Regions from separate parts of the Homo sapiens genome. Here region 2 is linked to region 1. Evidence: chromatin loops called from intact Hi-C (ENCODE). Cell type or tissue: PC-9. All regions are shown on one strand. Each heading gives the region's core, and the rest is flanking DNA. Links, peaks and the distances in the headings are about the cores only. Region 1 holds the start of LINC03117 (long intergenic non-protein coding RNA 3117). Region 2 holds the start of LINC00524 (long intergenic non-protein coding RNA 524).

Evidence for each region. A loop is a pair of places that touch in the nucleus more often than their neighbours do. Peaks named below come from ENCODE experiments on the same cell type or tissue, not always from the same donor. Only the 100,000 strongest peaks of a DNase experiment are listed, where the experiment ranks them.
Region 2: it touches region 1 in a loop (4-fold over the local background); 3 of 110 quality-filtered maps call a loop at or near these places.

What each region holds. Positions count from the first base shown.
Region 1 is chr14:101,471,569-101,482,580 of GRCh38, forward strand. It overlaps LINC03117 (long intergenic non-protein coding RNA 3117), which reads right to left and starts at 4,222. Exons shown (of 4, transcript XR_944220.2): 1 at 1-4,222. RefSeq lists enhancers at 2,169-2,947, 4,251-4,928 and a silencer at 5,615-5,798. In PC-9, for the core only: CTCF peaks have their summits at 5,407 and 8,704; DNase peaks (open chromatin) are centred at 4,393, 5,633, 6,283 and 8,843; H3K4me3 peaks cover 4,236 bases; H3K27ac peaks cover 5,701 bases.
Region 2 is chr14:101,407,825-101,418,836 of GRCh38, forward strand. It overlaps LINC00524 (long intergenic non-protein coding RNA 524), which reads right to left and starts at 98. Exons shown (of 2, transcript NR_126006.1): 1 at 1-98. RefSeq lists enhancers at 1-439, 440-1,163, 1,164-1,885, 4,948-5,242. In PC-9, for the core only: no CTCF peak of the experiment used is centred there; DNase peaks (open chromatin) are centred at 5,057 and 5,555; H3K4me3 peaks cover 998 bases; H3K27ac peaks cover 1,655 bases.

The DNA of each region.
Region 1 (11,012 bases), core at 1,312-9,311:
TATCTCAATCCATGCAGATAAATGCCTTGCTCTTTCTTAGGTGCCACCAAGCATAGACACAGACCTCCCCAATGCCCCATCTTTCGCCATTAATCAACAGTGTTGGGATGGTAGGACACCAGGAGTTAGACACCTCAAAGCACCGGTTCTGGCCACACTGGTTATGCATATTGTACTCGACTGATTCACACTCTCATGGCCCTGGATGAGTGTCTCTGGCCATCCCGCAGGCTGGGTGCTTCCCAGTCTGAGCGTGGTGGCCTGTTCTTCTCATGGCTATTACCCCGGGCCTCTGTGGGTCCACCAGCCAGAGTTCTGATGCCCGGCGCGCTCACAGGAGCCTGACTTGGGGACAGCTTTATGAGGCAGTGCAGGGACCTTGAGGCCATAGTGGTGCAGCAGAGAGGTGGGGATGAGGAGGGGCCGCCAGGGCCCAGGGCAGCTCCTGGACTCACTGGGAGAGCCGAAGTCCACAGGCAGCTCCTCACGCCTTGTCAGGCCTGCCCTGCACTCAGCTCCCAGATTTTATAGAAGGAAGTCCCTGCCTTTAGGCCCAGTCAAAAAAAATTGGACTGGGATATTAACAACCAACTTTCCCTGGTGCTTTCCTGAGTCAACCTCTGCAGCCGGGGCTGGCTCAGATGCCTGCCTTGGGGCCCTCTGGGGCAGCGTGTGGAGTCAGGGCCATCTGTGATCTCCTCAGCAGGTTCCATCCTGACCCTGGAGAGCCAGCTGACTTGTGGAAACAGCAGGATGCCATTCTGAGCCAAGCCCAGTGGGTAGGTACACAGGGCCAACCCAGGTCACCCATCAAGTGACCACAGAGCAATGACACCCATCTGCCCCATACTGTCACTCGCTTAGAGAAAGTTCCAGAAGAGGGGCTCCAAGCATGTGTCCCGTGATAAAGAGGCGGCCTCTGCGAGGGTTAATTTCAGTGTCAACTTGGCGGGGCCACAGCGCCCAGATATTTGACCAGACATCACTCTGGGTGTTTCTGTGAGGGGCTTGGGGATGAGACTCACATTGGAATCAGTGGGCCAGGTAAAGCAGTTTCCCCTCCCTAATATGGGTGGGCCTCATCCAATCAGTTGACAGCCTGAATAGGACAAAGGGGGTCCCGTCCCCTGAGTAAGATAGAATTCCTCTTGCCTGCCAGCCTTTGAGCTGAATGTCTAGCTTTTTCCTGCCTTTGGACTTGAACTGAAACGTCCGCTCTGTCTAAGCTCGGGCTGCTGTAGACTGTGTGGCTTAAGCATCAAATATTCATTTCCCACCATTCAGGAGGCTGGAAGTCCAGCACCACGGTGCTGCCAATTTGATTTTGGTGAGGGCCCACTTACTGCTGGCCTTCCTCTCTCTACGTCCTAATGTGACAGAGATCAGAGAGAGAGAGCTGCCCTGTCTCTTCTTATAAGGGCACTAATTTCGTTCATTAGCGCTCCACCCTCCTGACCTAATCACCTTCAAAACACCCCACCTCCTAAGACCATCACATTGGAGGTTGGGGTCCACCATATGAATTTTGGGGGGACATGTCTAGTCCCTAGTAGCCTCTTCTGGGTCTCCAGCTTGCTGACTGAAAATCTTGGGACTTATCAATTCAGTTATTCCAGGAGCCAGTTCTTTACAATAAATCCCTGTTTGTGTGTGTGTGTGTGTGCGTGTGTATGTGTGTGTGTGTGCATGTGTATGTGTGTGCATGTGTGTACATTCTGTTGGTTCTGTTTCTCTGGAGAACCTTGACTAATAACATTCTCCAAGGTGACAAGGAGACTGACAGGGGGAGAGTGAAGTTTAACACATCGGTTAAAATAGTCACAAGATTCTCATCAACTGCCACAAATGGCATCTGGCCACAGCCACTGAGCTTGGCCACTTCTCCGGCTTTGCAAACGCCGCTGGATGCGCCCGGCCTGCTGTCCCACAGTCCCACCCTGCCTTCTCCTACGTGTCCTTTCTGAACTGCCTTCCAAGCTCCTCCCAACCCCGTAGGGTCCACCTCATTGTGCCTCCTTTGTCTCCTCCTCCGCAGCTCCCCTCCCAACACTGGGTTCCTAGCTCCTAGAGGTCAGAGGTCACACTTTTCCCTCTCTCTGTCTCGGTAGGTGAAAGCAGTAAGTGGCACCTAACGGGAAGTGATGGGGTTGGTGGGGAAGAGAACAAAGTGTGGATCAGTCCTGAGGAGGCTGTGCAAAGACCCAGTGCTGGGTCCAAGGCCCAACCCCAAGAACCAGGATCTTGTGCCTCAGTTTCCTAACTGTAAAAGGGGATGTTGGAATCACGTGTGTCAAAGATCCCTTCCAATTCTGTTCTTTGTGGGTTTTCTCATGTCTAGAGCTGGAAGAGGGCAAGCAGAGAACGCCCCCGCCTCCAGGCCCCGAGCACTGTGAGCTGTCTGCCTGCACAGGGCTGCCTGACCCCACCCTCCTGACCACGTCCCCACTCCTGGGGACGGTTCCCGGCCTCCACGGCATCCCGGGGAAGGCAACAGAGATGGACTGGAGGGCACGGGAGGACACGCATTCACTGACCGTCCAGCCCAGCAAAGCAAGAAACCGTCAAAAACTAAAAATTCCATTTGTAAACAAGATCGAATTATTTGATTGTGAAACCAGGGTCCATGGAATTTAAAATAATTTAATATGAAACAATATCATTTGAAATGCTGGCCAGCCAAGGACCTGGACGGGGAGGGGGACTCTGTCCTCCTGTGCCCAGCCACGTGGAAACCCAGCCTCAGAGAATAATAACAAATCATTCTACAGCAAGTGTGGCTGAGATTCAGCTACGTGGCAGCCCCAGGCCAGGCCCGGGGGGCAGCCGGCGAAGACTCCTCGTCCTCTCAGAGTTTACGGTCTAACTGAGCAGACCAGGGTTGGACAATTAAATAACGATGCCAGAAAGCAGGAGAGGAGTGAGTGGGTGGCACTCAAGCCAAAAGGGAGGCCTGATAGAGCCAAGGGGAGTGTGCTGTGGGCCATGGCACTGCCAGAGGAGGCTCTTGGGTGCTCTGGCACCGCAGTGAGCAGCTGGGGGCTTGGTAAGTAGGGAAAGCCAGCACTCAGAGGAGAAGGTGGCAGAAAAAGAAATATTCAGAATAGGAAGCGTGATCATTTGCAACCCCAGCTTTGTCTTGTACTGCCCATGCCAACTTGGGCAAGCACGTTATCCCAAGCCTCAGTCTTCTCATCTACAGAATGGGAACAATCCCAGTCCCTACTTCCTGGCTGTTGTGAGGGTCGGAAATCATTCACGTGCAGCCCTCTGGGAGCCCGTGTCCCTGACAGACAGTGGTGCTCCAGGTGGAGCACGAGGCACCGCTGGCGCTGTAAGCAGATGCCTGTGGAGGGAGGGGAGGAGCAGGTTTCCTAGAGGCCTGGGAGGGGCTGATGCCTCTGCAGTGGGCTCTGCACTCAGCTGCCTTGAAATCCCAGCAACAGTGCCTGCCTGGAGTGACGGGAGCAGGCTCTTTGGGGACCGGGGGGTCAGGAGGGCACATGCACGTGCCTTGCAGCTGGTGCCTCTTGGAAGGATGGGGAGGCGGGGACCCGGCAGACCCTGGTGCACCGACACTCCACAGCCATGTCTTCTGCCTCAACATAAACACGATTGGGAATAGTTCAGGACTGTAAGAGCAAGAAAAACAAACCCAGGGAAACCAAAGAGCGCGCAAATGCTAACTTTCATGTCACATCCAGAAACCACATGTTCATCAAGCCACCTGCGGGCTTGTAACTCAGTGGGGAGACACAGGGTTGTTGTCCTTAGAAAAATCAAGCTATCCTTACAGCTGCAAGGGGAAAAGTCCAGTTGCTGCCTCCCCTCCATCATCCTGGACCAGGTCCCCCCACAGAACAGCCCTTTGAGGCAGCCAGGGAGCTTCCCGTCGCTGTGGCCACCTGGGGCATGGCCCCTAAACCTTTCCGTGCACAGGGGGTTGGGGAAAAGCCCCGGACCTCCAGGCTGATGAGTGGCAGGCCCAGAACCCCCATCAGGGTGCCCAGCTCCCCAGTCTCCCTGTCTCACCACCACCCCAACCTGGGCTCAGCCGCCCCCGTTCAGGGCAGGCAGGACTTGTCCTGGCCTCGGGGAGGGGCCGGGGAAGAGGAGAGAAGACCCCAGTGGGGCCCCCCAGGCCCGCACATGCCGCCCGACTACCTGTGGGCTTGGGGAGGGCTCCAGATCACTCCTGCCCTCAGAGACGGCGATGCTGAGAAGTGTTATTTTTATTCCTCCCCAAGCCTTGCCAGATTACATTGTCAAGGCCAGCACTTTGGAGATATTTCCTTGGTTTCGCAATTCACACAGTGACTAACACATGTTACATTTTGAAAACTTCTCTGGGTAAAAATTTAAGCTGAATTGTAAATACATAAAAGTCTCAACGTTAATGGGGTACATGATATCTCAGTGACTATTGTGTAACACCAAGATTCGGAAAGGATGTGGAATTCCATATAGTCGGGTGAGGATGCCGTCCCAGAGCCGCCCTGTGAAAGCATCATTGTGAGCAGCAACCTTGCCTTTCTCTGCGGTTATGTAAGTTACAAAACCCTTTGCCTCTTGGCCTCGTGAGGCATCAGGACCCTCAGGAGGCTGGAACTGCAGAGCTCCGCCCGCGATGATGAATCCCCTCCAGGGGGCATGTGCACACGTGCCCGGCACACCCTGCCAGGGGCTTCATGCTTGTGACCTCCTTGGCACCATGAGGCACTGGGCTACAGGTGACAAAACTGAGGCACATGCATGTTAAGGGACTTGCCTAAGGACATCCCCTGACAGAGGCAAGCAGGACTCAATCCCAGATGGAATGCTCACTGCTATGCCCATCACCCCCTCAGCCCCTGGTGCTGGGCAGCTATGAGCCATGCTGTGCCGTGTCATGCACACTGCACCCCCCCCCCAATGATGGCACAGGATGGCCCCCACCAGGACAGGCGATGCATGGGCGGTCACCTGGGGTCACTGTCAGAGCATCTGGACTACGAAATGAAGGGGATGGGCCACTTGGCAGTGTCCCTACGCAAGCCAGAGCTACAGGAGCACCTGGGCATAGGTGTGGGAAGGAGGCAGGGAGAGAAGGAAGGAAGCAGAGAAGCCAAGAGTGGTTGGGGAGTGGCTGTGTTGGGAGCCAGTCCCCCCACTGCCCAGGCTCCTGCCCAGCCGAGTGCCCAGAGCCCTGCCCATCTGCAGCAGCCCTGCCCAGCCCTCCCGAGCCTCCACCTGCCTGTTCATTGCTTTGCTGGATGACGCTTATCAGCCTCTACTTGGCCAGTTTTCTGTTTCATTTCCCCGTTCAACATTGATCTCCACACAGGACTGTAGACTCCATGCAGGCAGCACACTGTCTGCCGGGCTCCTGGCCGCATCACCAGAGCCTGGCCCCAGGACTGGGCATGGTGGGCATTGAGTAGTTATTTGTTGAATGTATGCACCTCCGAAAGAAAGAGGGAGCCACCATCCTCGCCTCGCTGCTGTGGCTCACTGAGTGGCTTTACCACCTAAGATGCCTGCTGCCTTTCTCCTGCTCCTTCTGTGACCTCAGACAGGCAGTGCAGGGGAGGGGTAGGCAGGGCAGCTCTCTCCTCAGCAGAGCTCACCTTGGGCCACTCAGGGGCCAGGAAGTGGCAGTGCAACTCGAGACGTTTATGACACAATCAACTCCCTGCTGAATATTGATTTTTCTTCAAAGCTCAGGGCCTATCTGTCTGGGCTCCTCCCAGCGCCACCCCCAGCCCTGCCTGGCGAGCCTGGAGACTCCAGCAGCAAGGCTTCATGCTCCCAGACGCTGCAGGTCCCCCTACTCCGCCCTGGTCAGGGCCCTCCCCACCGACATCCTGGTAACTTAGACATTGCAAGCCACAGCTGCCGCAGTGTGCCAGAAAACGTCCCTCCAAAGACACAGGATTTATGAAGGACTGTTCTCTGCTGTGTCAGGAAGGGTATTCACACAGGTTGGGAAGCATCTCATGTGCTCCTTTATTGACTGTGCTGGGAAATACTGAAGTGGGCAAATGCCGTCCATCTGAGCTCTCAGGACACGTAGGGGATAAAGGGGAGTTGAGGCTGACCAGGAGGCTATCACAGGTCAGTGTGATAAGCACAAAAATAAAAGTATGCCCAGGGCACCAGGACGGCAGGATCCGCTCGAAGTGGGGTCGACAGAGGCTTCCCAAAGAAAGGAAGTTTCCACCATCTCTTGCGATTTTCATTTGGCATCTCCAGAATGCCTGTTCTATTAGAACCAACTAAGGCCTTAATGGGATTACTCAGCTTTCAGTCATAACAAGTTTGTCTAGGTCATGTAGGGAGGTACTTTAAAGTCATTCTTCCTTCTCTTTTATTATAGCAATGACTTACAATGCTTGAAAAAACATTTTCCTTAATTCAATTACCAAGTGAGCTAAATGCATTTGCTGGAGATAATTAAGAATCTTTACAAATATAAAACAATTATCCCATCAAAATACAGTGCTGGATGCTATTATTCACGCTGGGTTTTCAATCAGAGCCCCCTCTCCCCTTTTAAAGCAATTCCAAAGCCCCCTGTGCCTGCCTTTGCTGGCCGTCCCTGTGAGCCCAGGCCATTTGTCCTGCCAGCTCTCCAGCACCATGGAAGGGCGCCCTGTCTGCCCGACCCCTGGCCCGGAGCCACCAGAGCTCTCTTCGCTCACCTCTCTGGTCCTAGTCTTGGCCCAGAGCAGGTATCAAAAACAACGTGACACAGACCAGAGGAGCCGGGGGAGACGTGACAACTAAATGCAATGAAGTCCCCTGGCGTGGGTCCTGGAACAGAGACAGGACATTAATGGGAAAACTAGCGAAATCCAAATAAAGTCTGGAATTGAGTTAACAATGGCCCAATGTCAGCTTCTGAGTGCTGGCAAATGTACCACGGTAATGTGCGCGGTTCACAAAGGGAAGACCGGGTGGGGGGCGAACGGGAACTCTCTGTACTATCGTAACTTTTCTATAAATCTAAAATTGTTCCAAAATAAAAGTTTATAAAAACAAAGCAAAACAACAAATGGGACTGAGTGGGCAAAAGAGAAGGCAGAATGTCTCCATTGCTGAAGTGAGTATTCCTGGTCTTCAGAAACCCGCCTGGCCCCCACACCCACCCCCCACCTCCAGTTGCAGTCCCGTCTCAGTTCCCTCTGAAGACAAGTCTCAGGGACCAGCTGCCTGCGGTTGCTGCCTCCACTTCAACACTATCTCTCCCCACGCTATTTGTCCTGAGCCACAAAGTGAAGGTGAGGTGTCAAAGTGAGCACCTGCAGGACGGCACCCTGGATGTTTAGCCTAAGAAAGCTCCCCCGTCCTCCTTAGAGAAGCCCCCACATTGCACACCAAGGAGTGAGGCTGAGGCAGTGCTGCTGTCAGTATTCTCCAAGGCCGCTAACTGGACCTCTGGACAACCTGCTCTTCACAGGGCCCCCTCAGTCCCTCCTGTCCTGGCCACAGGCCACAGCCTCCCTCAGACAGGCTGGAATGAAGGAACACACTGAGCCTGGTCTGCAAACCCTGGCGGGGGCTTGTACTGGACAGCAGTGCTGATATGGGGTGGGCTGAGTATAGCAGAGGCATAACTTCCATCCCCCAGGTCTGGGTACAGACACAGGCATGACTTCCATCCCCCAGGGCTGTGAAAAGGAGACGCTGTCCAAGGCACCTCATCTGACGGTGCTTGCGATGACCGTGCAGGACATCAGAGGGGCCAGAAGCACCCACGGCCCTGCGGTCGGTCGTATTTACCTCATCATTGCCATGCCTTTGAGGAGCTTTCCTGGGCCTTCTGAGTGCCTGAGCTTGGGAAGTAACCAGTGGCTCTATGAGATTTCCCCCAGAGGGCACTACGATTTTCATGGGCCTCTCCCACCATAAAAATACCTGTATTTAAAAACGTGTTTAAGGAATACAAATCCTTCTACCATAAAGATAGGCATGTGTCCTTGCGGCACTATTCACAATAGCAAAGACATGGAATCAACCTTGATGCACCTCAGTGGTGGACTGGATAAAGAAAATGTGGTACCTATATACCATGGAATACGATGCAGCCATAAAACAGAACATCAGACATCAGGTCCTTTGCAGCAGCACGGATGGAGCTGGAGGGATGGAGCTGGAGGCCGTCATCCTACGCGAATTAACGCAGGCACAGAAAATCAAATACTGCATGTTCTCACTTATAAATGTGACCTAAACACTGAGCACACATGGATACAAAGGAGGAAACAGGGAACACTGGGACATACTCTAGGGTGGAGGGAGGGGAGAGGCTGAGGATGGAAAAACTACCTTTCAGGTATTATTCGGATGACCTGGGTGACAAAATTATCTGTACACCAAACCCCATGACATGCAATTTACCCATGTAACAAACCTGCACATGTACCTTTGAACCTAAAATAAAAGCTGGGGGGAAAATTGTAGTAAATGTCCCTAAGTATGAAATAAATAAATAAAATTTAAAAATAAAAAAATTAATAAATCTTCAAATGCTTCCACATATTTTTTTCTGGTTTAAGCAAAGTTAGAGAGATGTTCTTGGGCCCCTAAAGGTATCAGGTTGAGACAGACATCCTCGCCCTGGGCCTGCGGAGCTTAATGGACAGGCCGGGTCCCCGGGCCACACTTACCAGTTAAGTGACCTGGGGCAAGTTACTTAACCACCCCATCTTCAATCCCTCATCTGCAAAACAGGGATAATGATACCTGCTCTGCAGAGCTTTTATGAGGATTGCTTAAGCTAATTGGTGTAAAAGCATTAATTCCAGCCTGGCCCCCAGGAGGCGATCAATAAAGAAGCATTACTCTTGTGAAATACTCTAGCCATCAGAGCAGGCAACAATGTTTCTGTCTTCTAAAACGTTCCCAAGAGAGCCTCGGCTTTACTCTACAAATAAGACCTCTTGATTTTATTCTGCGAGCTTAAATATCTTTGACTCTCTCATTACCTGAAACTCAAGGTCCTTAAATAGGTCTGAGGCCCCTAAACGTTCCTCTAAGTGCCCTGTAGAGCCATCACTTAGTGGCTGAGACACACTCGCTGGCTTTCCCATCGACAGATGCCTCGGTGGCCCTTTCTGGATCATCTAATCCCTGCTCCAGGCCACTGGCTCAAGTTCCCTCATTGTAATAAGTGCAAGGGAGGGTGTTTATGAAGGAAAGCGGGTTTGACTGAAGTCCAGGCTGAACTCGGAATTTCCCTGTTTGCTTTCTCTTCCTCCCCGGGCGTGCTGATGGACCAGACCTGCGGGAGCTAACTCAACAGGCCTCCAGCTGCCAGAGATTTGAGATGTTAGTCAGGGCTCAGGGGCGGGGGGCTCCGGGAGCAGGGAGCAGGGAGCTGGAGCCCTGAAAAGACCTCAGCGTCTCCTTGTCAGGACTGAACTTCCACCTTGGGTCCTCGCTGAGTCTTATTTTGCTAATGAGATCAGACAGGCTTGTAATTTTAGGTAACTGCAATTGCTAAGACTGGAAGAGAGACTCATTCTCTGGCATTCCCACAAATTCTTCCCAGTTTGTTTAGCTTAGGAAATTAGGCAAGAGCAGGTAGAAAAACGGCAGGTCAAACACAAGCCATTGCAAGAAACTGACTCATGCTTTACCAACAGCGTTATTCATCCCCCCCGTTCCTCTCCCTGGCTATGTATTTATTCGTTTATTCAGCAAACATTGATTGAGCACCTAACATGTGTCTCTGCCTTTTCACACCCTCAGGCCCTTGCCCAGGCTGCATCCTCCGCCATGTCCTCCCGTTGACCCACTGTGTATCCTTCTAGACCAGGTCAAAGGCTACCTCCTCTGGGAAGCCTGCCCCAAAGTTCCATGCCAGACCCAATCCCTGCCTCTCTGTAGGAAGGAGACTACCATGGCTCCCAAGAGGAGCACTGGCTGCCGAGTCAGAAGAGGTTGGCTGAGAAGCACGGCTCCAGGACATCCCTGATGTGTGGCTTGGGCAAGGTACTGAGGCTTTCTGCTTTCTTTCCTCTTCTATAAAGTGTGAATACTAATACCTCCCAAAACTAAGTGCCCAGGGTGCTACATAAAATACACTACACATCACTTTCCACGTGGAACTGAGCTTACAAGAAAGGCAAGGAGTTTCCCAGAGGCCAAAGGCAGGGGAAAGCCAAGAGCGAGAGTGATAAGTCGGTGCTGGCATGAAGCCACCTCAGGTGTCAGGCAGTCCCAGTGGCTTTCAGTGGCCATCCAGGGGCAGAGAGAAGGTGGGATGGCAGGATTGCCATCCTTGCACCAAACCAGAACCTCAGAGGTTCTAACGCCAGTGGAGGGGCAACTTGAGAAAACCACCTGCTGCATGTGGAGGCTTCTACTGCTTACCCATATTAAATGCTCTTCTTCCTCCAGGCGACAGATGAACACAGTCTCTGACCCCAGCAATTAGCCTGGGCTTGGGACTAGCTCTGGCCAAAGGGCTCTGAGAGGAAGCGATGTGAATCGCTCCTAGACTAAAGCCATTGACACCACCAGACTCGGCAGCGCCATCTCTCTCCTGTGGCACGTGTGGAGGCTGAGCCTGAAAATGGTAACCTGGACCCAGGCTGCTCCAGGGAAGACATTTCCCTGGAGAGTTACTCAAGTCCCCAGCAAACTTTGCAGGAGCCATAAAAGCAAGAAATAAAGCATCTGTTGGGTTTAGCCAGTGAGAGAGTTCCTTTGTTGCTGCAGCAGAACTTAGGCTATCCTGACTAATTCAGCTAGTAAAAGAAGCAGCAGGAGCACTTGTCTGTCTCTCTCTGGGATCCAGGTGGAGGACAAGTCTCCCCTGACAATCACAGCCACAGACCTCACTTCACAGGAGGGTGGGGTTCGAATTCATACTCCCTTTGTGTTCAAGGAAACTCCAAACCATAAAATTAAAGATATTTCAGGTATGTAGTGTTCCGTGACTAGAAGCAAACTCAGATCCCCCAACCTGACCTCACAGGATTCCCACAAATAAAGACTCACCAGAACAGGCAGTCGAAATCCCAAATTCA
Region 2 (11,012 bases), core at 1,161-9,160, 64 kb before region 1:
CCACCATGCCTGCATGCAGGTGGCCTCTGGGTGGAACAGAGGGATGTGGGCAAAAATCTGGGATGACCGCAAGGGCGCCAGGCACACAGTGGGTTTGCGACTGTGGTATCTGCCTCTCCCACGGGAGGCAGACCCCATCACCAATTTCTCTCTGTACCCCCAGCCCATGGCAGGTTGGAGACATCTGAAAAAGGTAGCAAATGAGTCCATGAGTGGCTGTGTGGGAATGAGATGGACTGGGTCTTGGGAGAGAGGAGGCAGGAGTGGATGTTGGAAAGACAGGCTGCTGAGAGGAGAACACAGTGGCAGGGCAGGTGAGCAGCGGCCAGGGGCTCCCTCACACACTTCACCCCAGCCCCTGCGCCAGCCTCATCTGCCTGTCTCCCACCTGACCCTTTTGCCGTTCACCTCCGTCCTCTCTCTGCTGGGTTCTCAAGGCAATCGCACCTTGCCTAGCAACTGTTGCTACCGAAAGCCAACGTCCCTGGTATTCCAACAATAAAGCACAGCGCTCCGACTACAACTCCCAGATATTATTGAAAAGAAAGGCAGGTTTATTTCAAGGCCAGGAGGGGAGAGGATCTGCGTGTTGGAGGCTGGAGCAGCAGCGCATTCGATGGCCGGCCTGACAGCATGGCGAGCAGCTTGTGCTGGTGCGTCCTCCAGAAAAAGAATGCGCGCTCTCCAGGAGGTGATGGTCCCTGTTCATAAACTCCCTGTTGCTCCCTGTTCCCATTCAGCTGGGTCAACATGTGCCTGTAAATTCCTCCCGAAAGGGAAATCATAACAGCATCAGCAGCCCCAGAAATGACAAACAACTCAAGTATGGAAAGCCAGCTGCCAAGTATTCAACAGTACTCATGTTGCACCAGAAACAAAAAAAATCAGATAAGAAAAATAAACCCAGTTGTGTGCATAGTTCCTTAAATATGTATCCCATTTTGTGGTTCCTTCCAGTCTTCGGTGTAATGAATATATCCATTGGTTAGGGGTCACGGAATGGCAGGTCCTACCAGGCTGCCTTGGATTGGCGAACTGTGATGTTCTGCTTTCTCCCTTCTCTGAAGCATGGAGCGGTGCGAGACGTTCAGAACAGACAGCCACTGACATTAATTTTCCTGCTGGCCTCCTTGCTAAATTGTTTTATGACTTGTTTGCTGTGTCTTGGTTGCCCTATTGTGTTGAGTTGATTTGGCAGTGGTTATTTAAAACATGCTTTGTCATCCTCAGGATGAGTGGAGGATCCCGGGGGTCACTTTTGCACAACAAATGGTCATTGAGCTGAAGAACTGTCAGAGTCACCACCTCCACAGTCAAGTGGCAATGGAATCCGAAGACAGGGTCAGCTCGGTACACCACGAGCCGAGATCCACGGGACGGACGGTGTGCAGGCACCAAAGCGTGGACAGGCCATGCTTTGCTTAACAGCATGGGGCTGGCCACGGCACCAGGGCCTCTGCCAGCCTCACGAGGCCCCTCCTGGCGTGGCCATAAAAGCCACAGCTGCAAACGCTGACACGGCAAGAAAAGAATATGGTGAGAAACCAGCTTTTGCCTTTGCTTCTCAGACTCCTCGGAAGATCCGAAGGGCACTTTCCCATCCCCAGGAATGAGAGGCCAGATTCCTCCATGGTCCAGTCAGGAAATGTAATCAAGCATCAACGCGGAGCCAGGATCTGTGCCTCAAACTTGAAACGTGGCCCTATCTTCAAGGGTGCTCACACTCAGATGACTTAAACCAAAAATGACACGGTGTGGCCTGCACTTGCCCATGCCATAGTCAGGAAAGCCTAGTCAAGGACAACGCAAGCCCAGAGGAAGAGGGTCTAAACCCAGCCGAGAACAGCCACCCAGAGCAGAGGCCCTCCCCTGAGAGAAAGCCACCTGCTCTCAGCCATCCCTCTTCTTTCCCTACGAGCTCCAGGAGACAGAAACCATGATGCTTAGGTAGACATCAATCTGTTATGGCAGGCACCAGAATGTTTCTTCTCCTGTGTCCCATCAGGAGTCAAAACTGATCTCAGCCTGGGCAATGTAGCAAGACCTCATCTCTACAAAAGATAAAAAGGTTAGCCGGGTGTGGTGGGGTGCGCCTGTAGTCCCAGCTACTCTGGGGGCTGGGGTGGAAGGATCGCTTGAGCCTGGGAGGTTGAGACTGCAGTGAGCCGAAATCATACCACTGCACTCCAGCCTGAGTGACAGAGCAAGCCCCTGTCTCAAAAAAAAGAAGAAGAAAAGTGATATCTCTGCTACTGAGGACAAACATCATGCACCCTTTCTTCTTAAAGAGGAGCAAATTTCCCACTTCCAAGTCCTGTTAGTGAAAGTCCCGGAGGAGCCCCAGCCTGAGCCATAGCAGGAGAGTCGCAGAGAGATGAAAGGGTCTGTCCCCAGCCCACTGTGGCCTCCAGAGGTAGCATCTTCTGCTCAGCAGCAGAACAAACATTTCCATGGAGCAGCTAAGTTGAAAAGCCCCCAGGAGGCAAGGGTAGGAGTTACAAGAAACCAGAAAGTCTACGGCAAGGTCAGGGTGACTCGGGTGGGGTTTCTCTTGCTTCCCCTTTCAATAGCATTCATGAAGTGGCTGAAAGTCTTCATCTTGTTATTAGCTTTGCTTTCTGGCCTCGTTTATCTCTAATTGTTTTCCTAAGCCTTGAAGAGGAAATTCTGTTTTCTTTCTGGTCCTGCTTACATTTAAATCCACTTAAGTTTCTGTCTGTGGCTTTCTTCTCAAAAGGGCCACCGGCTCCCTGGGGGACAAGCATCCTCCTTATAAAGTTGAAGGGAACTGGGAAGATCTTGAAAGACTTCTCTATTGTTCATGCAGACAAGTTGTGGGAATTTATTTCTGTGGGTCTGTTTCCTCTTTGTTCAGGGGGCCCCATTCTTCTCCAATTATCTGCCTATACCAGAGAGTATTTTCAGAATCTGTGCAGGATGTTTTAGACTGAATAAGGACAAGCATTGAGGGAGGTTGATATTTTGCTAATAATAACAGTGGAAAAAGGTACCATTTCTGAAGCACCTACTGTGTGCTGGAACCTTCTGTGTGCATCACATTTTAACCCTCTCAACTCTCCAGGAATGTATTATGACACCTACTCTATAGATTCAAAAACTGAAGGGCAGAGATGTAAAGAACTTGCCAGAGTTACCAGCAGTGAGAGAACCAGGGGTCAAACCCAAGATTGACCCAAGCTCCTGCTGACCCCACGATTTCACGTGGCGCCCAGTGAAACTGTAAGCAAAGCACCACTCCACAAATGCCTCACTCATCTCCACACCCACCTGACACAGTCATTGGATTTTAGGACACGCATCCTTCTTTCAAAGTTCAGGAATGTTCACAAGCAAGTCAAAATTCATTTTGAAAGCTCCTTTGACTTGACCGAAGACGCCCCAAGATGTCACCAAAAGCCAAGGATGGGAAGCCCTGTTCTATCAAGGTGCTGAAACCCAGTCCTGGGGAGTGTTTGACTTGGGAAGTAGGCTGCCCTCCTTCTGCTCACCGTGGGCAGGGACCAGAGAGAGGGTCTGGGATTCAATACGAGCCTGATGGGGGTTCTGCCATGGGGTGTTGGACGGGGGCGTTCGACAAACCAGTGCAGGCTCAAACCCTGCTCCTCTTGCCCCCAGCCCCAAGAGTCACCGAGAAAACAAACACAGTAAGTCTTTCTTAAACCTCCCACCAAGCAAGGGTGCAAAGGAAGACCATGGGCCTCAGCGTGAATGCCCACGCACCACAGCTCTTGGCATGGGTCCCCCTGCCTGCCACATGTTACCACCACTCGCTTTGAAGAACAGCGTGTTCATCAGCACTCACGAGGCTTAACAGCCACAGTTTAACCTAGTAATGCCCAGCCCCCACAGCAGGCTAGTCATCATGGTCAGTGAGAAACAGCCAGACTTTTCACGCAGATGGGCATTTTCGGGGCCAGTCTCTGCACTCTCCAAGCAGGAGCTGGTTGGAGTCTCTGCAGGCTCAGGCCCAAGACGGGTGGCCTTCCCAGCAGCTTCGCCATATCAGCTGCCACGTGCTATACCGATGTCCTTCGAGGCTCATCCTAGGACTTCATCAAAACCGTTTTTGCAGATGCCAGGACTGTAATATTCACCACTTCCCCCAACCAGCACATGACCTTGATGGAGCTGGAATCAGCCAGATCCAAACAAACTGGGCGCAACGTCTGCTCTCCAGCTGCACTGTGCTTGGGGTGCACTCAGGGGTTTGTTCAGCTCCCCCGCCAAAGAATTGGAGAAGTCGTATTTCACATATAAATATATTTTACTTCTCAGTTCACTAACATCAGCCTCTCATAAACTCACTAAATGAAAAGCTGCAAGAATCACTTTGTTATGGATATGTAAAATGACATATTGCATTGGCTAATTATTTCTCTATGGAATGAACAGCCCCATGACTTTCAGGGGCCCCAAAAGAGAACGCTCTACAACAGAAGCACAAGGTCATTCTTTAGTGGGCAGGTAATTGGGAACTCCATGCTAGGCTGTGGCTTATTAGGGATTTGCGGTTCCCCTCAATGCACATTAACTGAAAAGCTGGACAGTATCTAGAGCAGGCGTGCCTTCCATGGCAACAGCATCTCCGTCTTCCCAGTGCATATGGCTGTCAAAGTCCTTGTCAGGTACCAGTTCAGAAACACATAACCCATCCTGGTATTTTTGTAGTTTCACACATCTAGTGGACTACTTGTTTGCAATAACATCATCTGGTGAGCTTTTGAGGATTTGATTCTGTGGCACTTCTTGAGGAATACATTTTTTAATATCCTTTAATTTTTGCCTAAGGACTTGGCTGAATCCAAGTTAGATCCACATGTAACCTTTTTAAGGAAGGCTAAATTGAGACAGAAAGGCCAAGATTTTTCTCCGAGTAGAAATGGATATTTATTACTTAAGAAATTGCCTAAATGTTGCTATCGAGGCTTTATAAAGACTCACTTGGTGTACTGGGGAAAAAACACACAAAGCAAAACTAGTCCACTGATTCTGTACCAATTACAATGTTTGCCTTAGGTGAATTGCCAATCTATGAGTCATATTTGTCTATATCACTCTGCCCAGGGTCAAGAGAAGTGTCTCAAATAAGCAGGATGTGGAAAAGCGTTTGATCACGGTGGCGATGCCGAGGTGGGGAAAATTCCAGTGATAACCTCTGAGGAAAATAAGCCATTTCTTACAACTAAATCCTTTCTGTCATTTCTAAAATGAAAATTAGGAGCTTATCAAAATGTAACATAGCTTAACTATCAAGATCAATTAGAGATGGAAATAATTGGGTAGCTAGTGTTCTCTACAGAAAGCCAGTGTGTAAGGAAACAGTAGTGTTATTTGTAGGAGGCATTTAATTATTTCCAAGTTGTGGGACAAGTAATAAACAAGGGTACATTTCTGGCTGTAGAATTTTGATCTATAAATGTCCTTTGAGGAATCAGCTTGTTAGGTGTATTAGTCTGTTCTCACACTGCTGATAAAGACATACCCGAGATTGAGTAACTTATAAAGGAAAGACATTAAATGGACTCACACTTCCACGTGGCTGGGGAGGCCTCATAATCATGGCAGAATGTGAATGAGAAGCAAAGTCAGGTGTCACATGGCGGCAGGCAAGAGAGTTTGTGCAGGGGAACTCCCCTTTGCAAAACCGTCAGACCTTGTGAGACTTATTCACTATCACGAGAACAGCACAGGAAAGACCCGCTCCTCATGATTTAATTACCTCCCACGTGGTCCCTGCCACCACATATGGGAATTATGGGAGCTACAATTCAAGATGAGATTTAGGTGGGGACACAGCCAAACCATATCATTAGCTTTTCAAAGATTGTACTTTCAATTATGATCAAGGTTCCATCTTAGAAAAAGAAAGCAAATGAATAAAATAATGGTCTTAAAACCAAATTCCAAATTTTGGTTGCTTCAAGGCGTAAGGTCTTACAAACCATGTTTGGAACGATGGTGGATAGTTCTTTGATGACTGACAAAGAGTTATAAATTTCTTCTGTCACCTTACAGTAGAAGGAGAATCAGAACTGATTTTTTTTTCCTTCAAAAATTCCCCGCTGGGGACAATGACCTCTTCCACAGCTTTAGTGTGCACACTCATGTACAATTTGAACAAGCAAGCCATGCCTTCTACCCCCCAGTGGCATCCCTGCATTCCTCAACACACCAAAGGGATCTGGAGACAACAAAGGGGTCAGCAGATACAGGTCTTTCTATAACTTAGTGATACGTGTACCAAGATAGCTGTTTTTTCAGGGGAGGAGGAGGATATTTAAGATATTTTAAACATCTTTTTAAAAAATTGGATGGTACCAAAAGATAGAGAATTGTATCTTCCCTATCCCTAGAGACTCATGCCTTCTTCCAGAATGTCATGTTACCTGATTTTCTGTTTGCACCGGGTTGAATAGTAACCCCAAAATTCATGTCTATCTGGAATCTCAGAATGTGACTTTCTCTGGCAATAGGGTCTTTGCAGATGCAATTAGTTCAGATGAGGTTATAGTGGGTTAGGTCAGACCCCAAATCCAATGACTGGAGTCCCCATAAGTAGAAGAGATAGACACAGGGAGACAGAGGCACAGAGGGAAGAAGGTGGCGTGTTAGTGGAGCCAAAGACCAGAGCTGTGAAGCTGAGGAGCACTGAGGCTTGCTGGCAATGCCGGAAACTGGGTCGAGGCGTCCTCAGGGAGCACAGCCCTGCTGATGCCTTGACTTCAGACTTCTGGTCTCCAGAACTGTGACAATATCCATTTCTGTCGTGTTCAGCTCCCAGTTTGTGGTCATCTGTCACGGCAGCCCTCGGAACCTAATCCGCTGCTGAAAACATGCCCCTTACTGATGTGCTGAACCCTATTCCCATATTTGGACAAAGAAATGGAATCATGTGGCATGACCAAAACCATCTGCATCTTTAGCAGGGGCGGCATCCTAGGCTGCATGTTAGGATCTCCTGGGGTTTTTTTAATTTTAAATCCCACTGCCCAAGCTGCACCCCAACCCAATTAAATCAGAAACTCTGGAGGTAGACTCAGACCTGGGTATTTTTAACCCTCCCTGGGTCATTCCAGTGTGCAGCCAAGACCGTGAGAACCACTGATCTCTAGGATGCAGCAGCGTGGTTTTCTCACAAAACCACTGGCTTCAGAGTTAGTCAAGTTTTGGGTTAATTTCTTGTTTTGCTACCTCCTAGCTGTGTCCTTGGGCAAGTCATTTAATGTATCTGATATTTACTTTCTCCCATCTGCAATGAGATTGTGAGGATCCGTCTTTTTAAGCATGTAAAATATCTGAAAATGCCTGGCTCAAAGTAGACAGCAAATAAATGTCATTTTCTTTTCATTCTCCCGACACATAGAGGGACAATTTCAAAGGACATGTAAGAATCCAGGCTGTAGAGTGAGGCTGTGAGAATCAAATCCTGACTCCACCACCTACTAGCTGTAAAACCATGGGAACTTCTCAGTGCCCAGTTTCCTCACCTATAAAATGGGGCCTCAGAGAGCCATTATGAGGTTTACATGGGATAATAAGGTAATTTGACCCAGGTAAAGCACTTAGAATAGTACCTGGCTCATTGAAGCATTCATTAAATGTTAGCTCATATTGTAGATTTACATTATAGACATTATCTGACAACACTCTGCACAGCCCGCCCCCCCTTGGAAATGTGAACTTCATGTGGTACATTTTAGCATTGCTTCTCTTCGCCGTCCAGAGCAACATGATATACACAAAAGAGTCAGTAGACAGCAGTCCGGAGACTTGAGCTCTGAGCTCCGCTGAGATGCCACTAAGCTTCAGGATGGAAGACAACACTTTTCTCTATGCCTCATTCCAGGACTCAAATTATAAAAGAAAGGGTTTACTAAGCTGATCCCTATGGTTCCTTCTAGCATATAAAAGTTATGATCATCTGAATATTATAAAGCAATAGATGAAGTTTGGGCTGTGTTTAGTAAACAATCTCTATGTTTTTATGGTTAGGATTTTATTCTGAGGCTAGAATTCACACAAAAACGTCCAGTATCGACAGAGAAGGAATCCAATCCATTTCATTGGAACAAAGAACAGCCTTAGAGATTTTTCAAGAAGTTTCAGGCCGAGTCACCCAGTCTCCCAGTCTACCGTATAACTGCTGGTTGAAGCTGGAGAGAAGACATTAGTGGCTCATGCACAAACTTTAAAGCTTAATTTATGTGAGAACATAAATTGATACAACCTCACTACTATGAGATTAAATAATATGTATCAATAGTCTAAACAATACACAGTAATTATGTTTCTAGGAATCTCTCCTGAGGAAATACAATTAAAGTGGGAAATTAGATAATAGGGATTAGTAGTCTACAATAGTCTAAACTATACAAAGTAATTACATTTCTAAGACTCCTGAGGAAACACAATTAAAGTATCCTTTTTTCATGCTTTTGGGACCAGCAATTGGAGAATCTGCCCAGCTCATTGAAAAGCCAGTTAAATAGGGAAATCTTAAACAATGGTGCAAATATACCATAAATACGTTGTTATAAGTTACAATATAAAAATATGAATTTTCTCACCAGTCTTGCAATAAAGGACCAAGGCTCTTCTCTGAGTATCACTCATGTTCTGATTGGAATTATGTGCCCTCTTTCTTGCACAAAACACGCCTATATAATTCATGCTCTTAATTTTGAGTTTTGGTTTCTTTAAAGTGGAACACAAACTTAAATATTTGGAGGACAATGTGACAGTAGACACTTTCTCCATTTTACCATTTTATTTTCTCAAATTGTTCAGTTTCCTGGCTCATAATCTAGTTTTATAGCAACTGTATTATTACTTCACTTTATTGCATCTCCCCAAAGCATTCTACTTAGTTTTTATAGTTTATATGGAAGCAACCACCCTCTTTCTTTTCTCACTCATATTTCACAGGTTAGTATTCCAACCAATGACATCACAACAACTGTCATAAACAGGTTTGAGAACAAACACGGTAATTAACTCTTGGTAAGCCCATATTCCAAATAGTGGGAGAAGGAAGACTGAGGCTTCCCGATGCAAGCGGCATATTTACCGAAGGCATAGAAGACGTCAGCGAATCCAGCAAAACAATGCAGGGAAACAGTGATTATGAGGGTTCCTTCTGTAGTCAAATATGTCATCAAAGGTTTATGTTTAAAGATGTTTGAACATCTGGAATAGTAACTGATGCTGGCAGAAATATAGAAACTATATAAGTTTACAATGAGAAAATAGCTAAGTAACATAAAACATATGATGAAATGGTATGTAGACATCAAAAACTGCATTTTAAAAACTATTTTATGATATAGAAGATGCCCATATTATGATCTAATGTATAATTCAATAAAGATTTACCAAGCAATAGAAAATTTTGTAAATTCTGAAAAAAAAGTCTATTTTCTATCTTTCTTATAAAAACCAAAGTGGGCCAGGACTTGGAAAACGGGACTGATGTCATGTTGAACTCCTCGCTTCCTTTGACCTTGATCTATTTGGAGTTTAGGCATTGTTTTTAAGAAGAAAACATGCCGCGCAGGTTCTCTAATAATAAAATGCACATAACCTCAAGAAAAGGTGGGGTCATTTTTCTTCTTATATGGCCAAGTAAGCTTCTCCTAGACCTTCCTGCAGATAACCACTATCAACTTTGGATAAAAATATAAAATAAGGCTTCTGTTCACTAGACTGTGAGTAAAAAGCAGGAAGACTCTAGCAGCAAGCTAGAGGAAAAAAAATGCCAAGAGGTGAAATTCCCATTTTTATAGCTTTTAGCCTGAGGGCATGTCAAAGTTGTCACCATGTAAGTGAGTGAATCTCTAAAAGAAAACGTTTTGTTTTTCTGGGCTGAAGACAACAGAGTTCAGAACAACTAGGGTCACTGGAGGATGAGGGAGTAATTCTGGAAAAGAGACAAGCACAGAAGAAGCACCCCAAATTTTCTAAGTGAAATCTGAACCTTATATGTGAGAGGTGGATTCAAAGCAGCTAAACTAAGTGTAAAAAACTGAACTAAAATTCAAACTGCTCCAGGGGAAAGAGTTTTCAGTTTGAGTCCAATCAAATTAATTATCTGCCCTTTGAAAAAATCAGTGTTCTTCCGAGAAATATAACAGAATCCAGATGGCATTCACAATGTCCAGGATACGATCCAAAATTACACAACAGAGGAGAGACAAGAAAATGACCTATCCACAAGGGAAAAATAATAGATGAAGACCAATTCTAAAATGACCCAAATGTAAAAATTATTAAACGAGAATTTAAAAGTAAGGACAGAAGTGAAAATATGTTCTCCATGCCTGTAAAGATGGAAAGCATCATCAGATAAATAGAAATTATAAAAAGGAATCAAATGAAAATTCTAGAGCATCAAAATACATGTATGATATTATAATGTTAGACACATGTCCTTGTACATTTGTCCAAATCCATATAATGTACAACACTGAGAATGAACCTTACTGTAAACTATGGACTTAGGTGATAGTGATGTATCAATGTAGGTTTATCAATTGTAATTAAAGTACCACTGTGGTGGGAGATGTTGATAACAGTGGAAGGTATACATGGGGGTGGAGGGTGGGCAGGGAGTATATGGAAAATCTCTCTATTTTGCTCTGAACGTAAAACTACTCTAAAAAGATAAGTATTTTCTTAAAATGCAACTTAAAAAATTCTTCATATGGACCCAATAGCAGAATGGATATGATAAAAGAGTCTGTGAACTTGAATATAGGCCAAGAGAACTTACTCAATCTGAAAAATGTAAAGAAAAAAGATTGGAAAAAATTAACAGAGCCTCACAAACCCCTGTGACAATACCAACAATCTACTATCAGTGTAAATGGTAGAATGGAGGGAAAAGTGAGAATAGGAAAAGAGGGAAACATTTTGAAAAAATAAGGACCAAAAAGTTTCCCAAATTTAATGAAAGACATAAATTTACAGATAAGAAAGTCAGAAAGCCTCGAGCA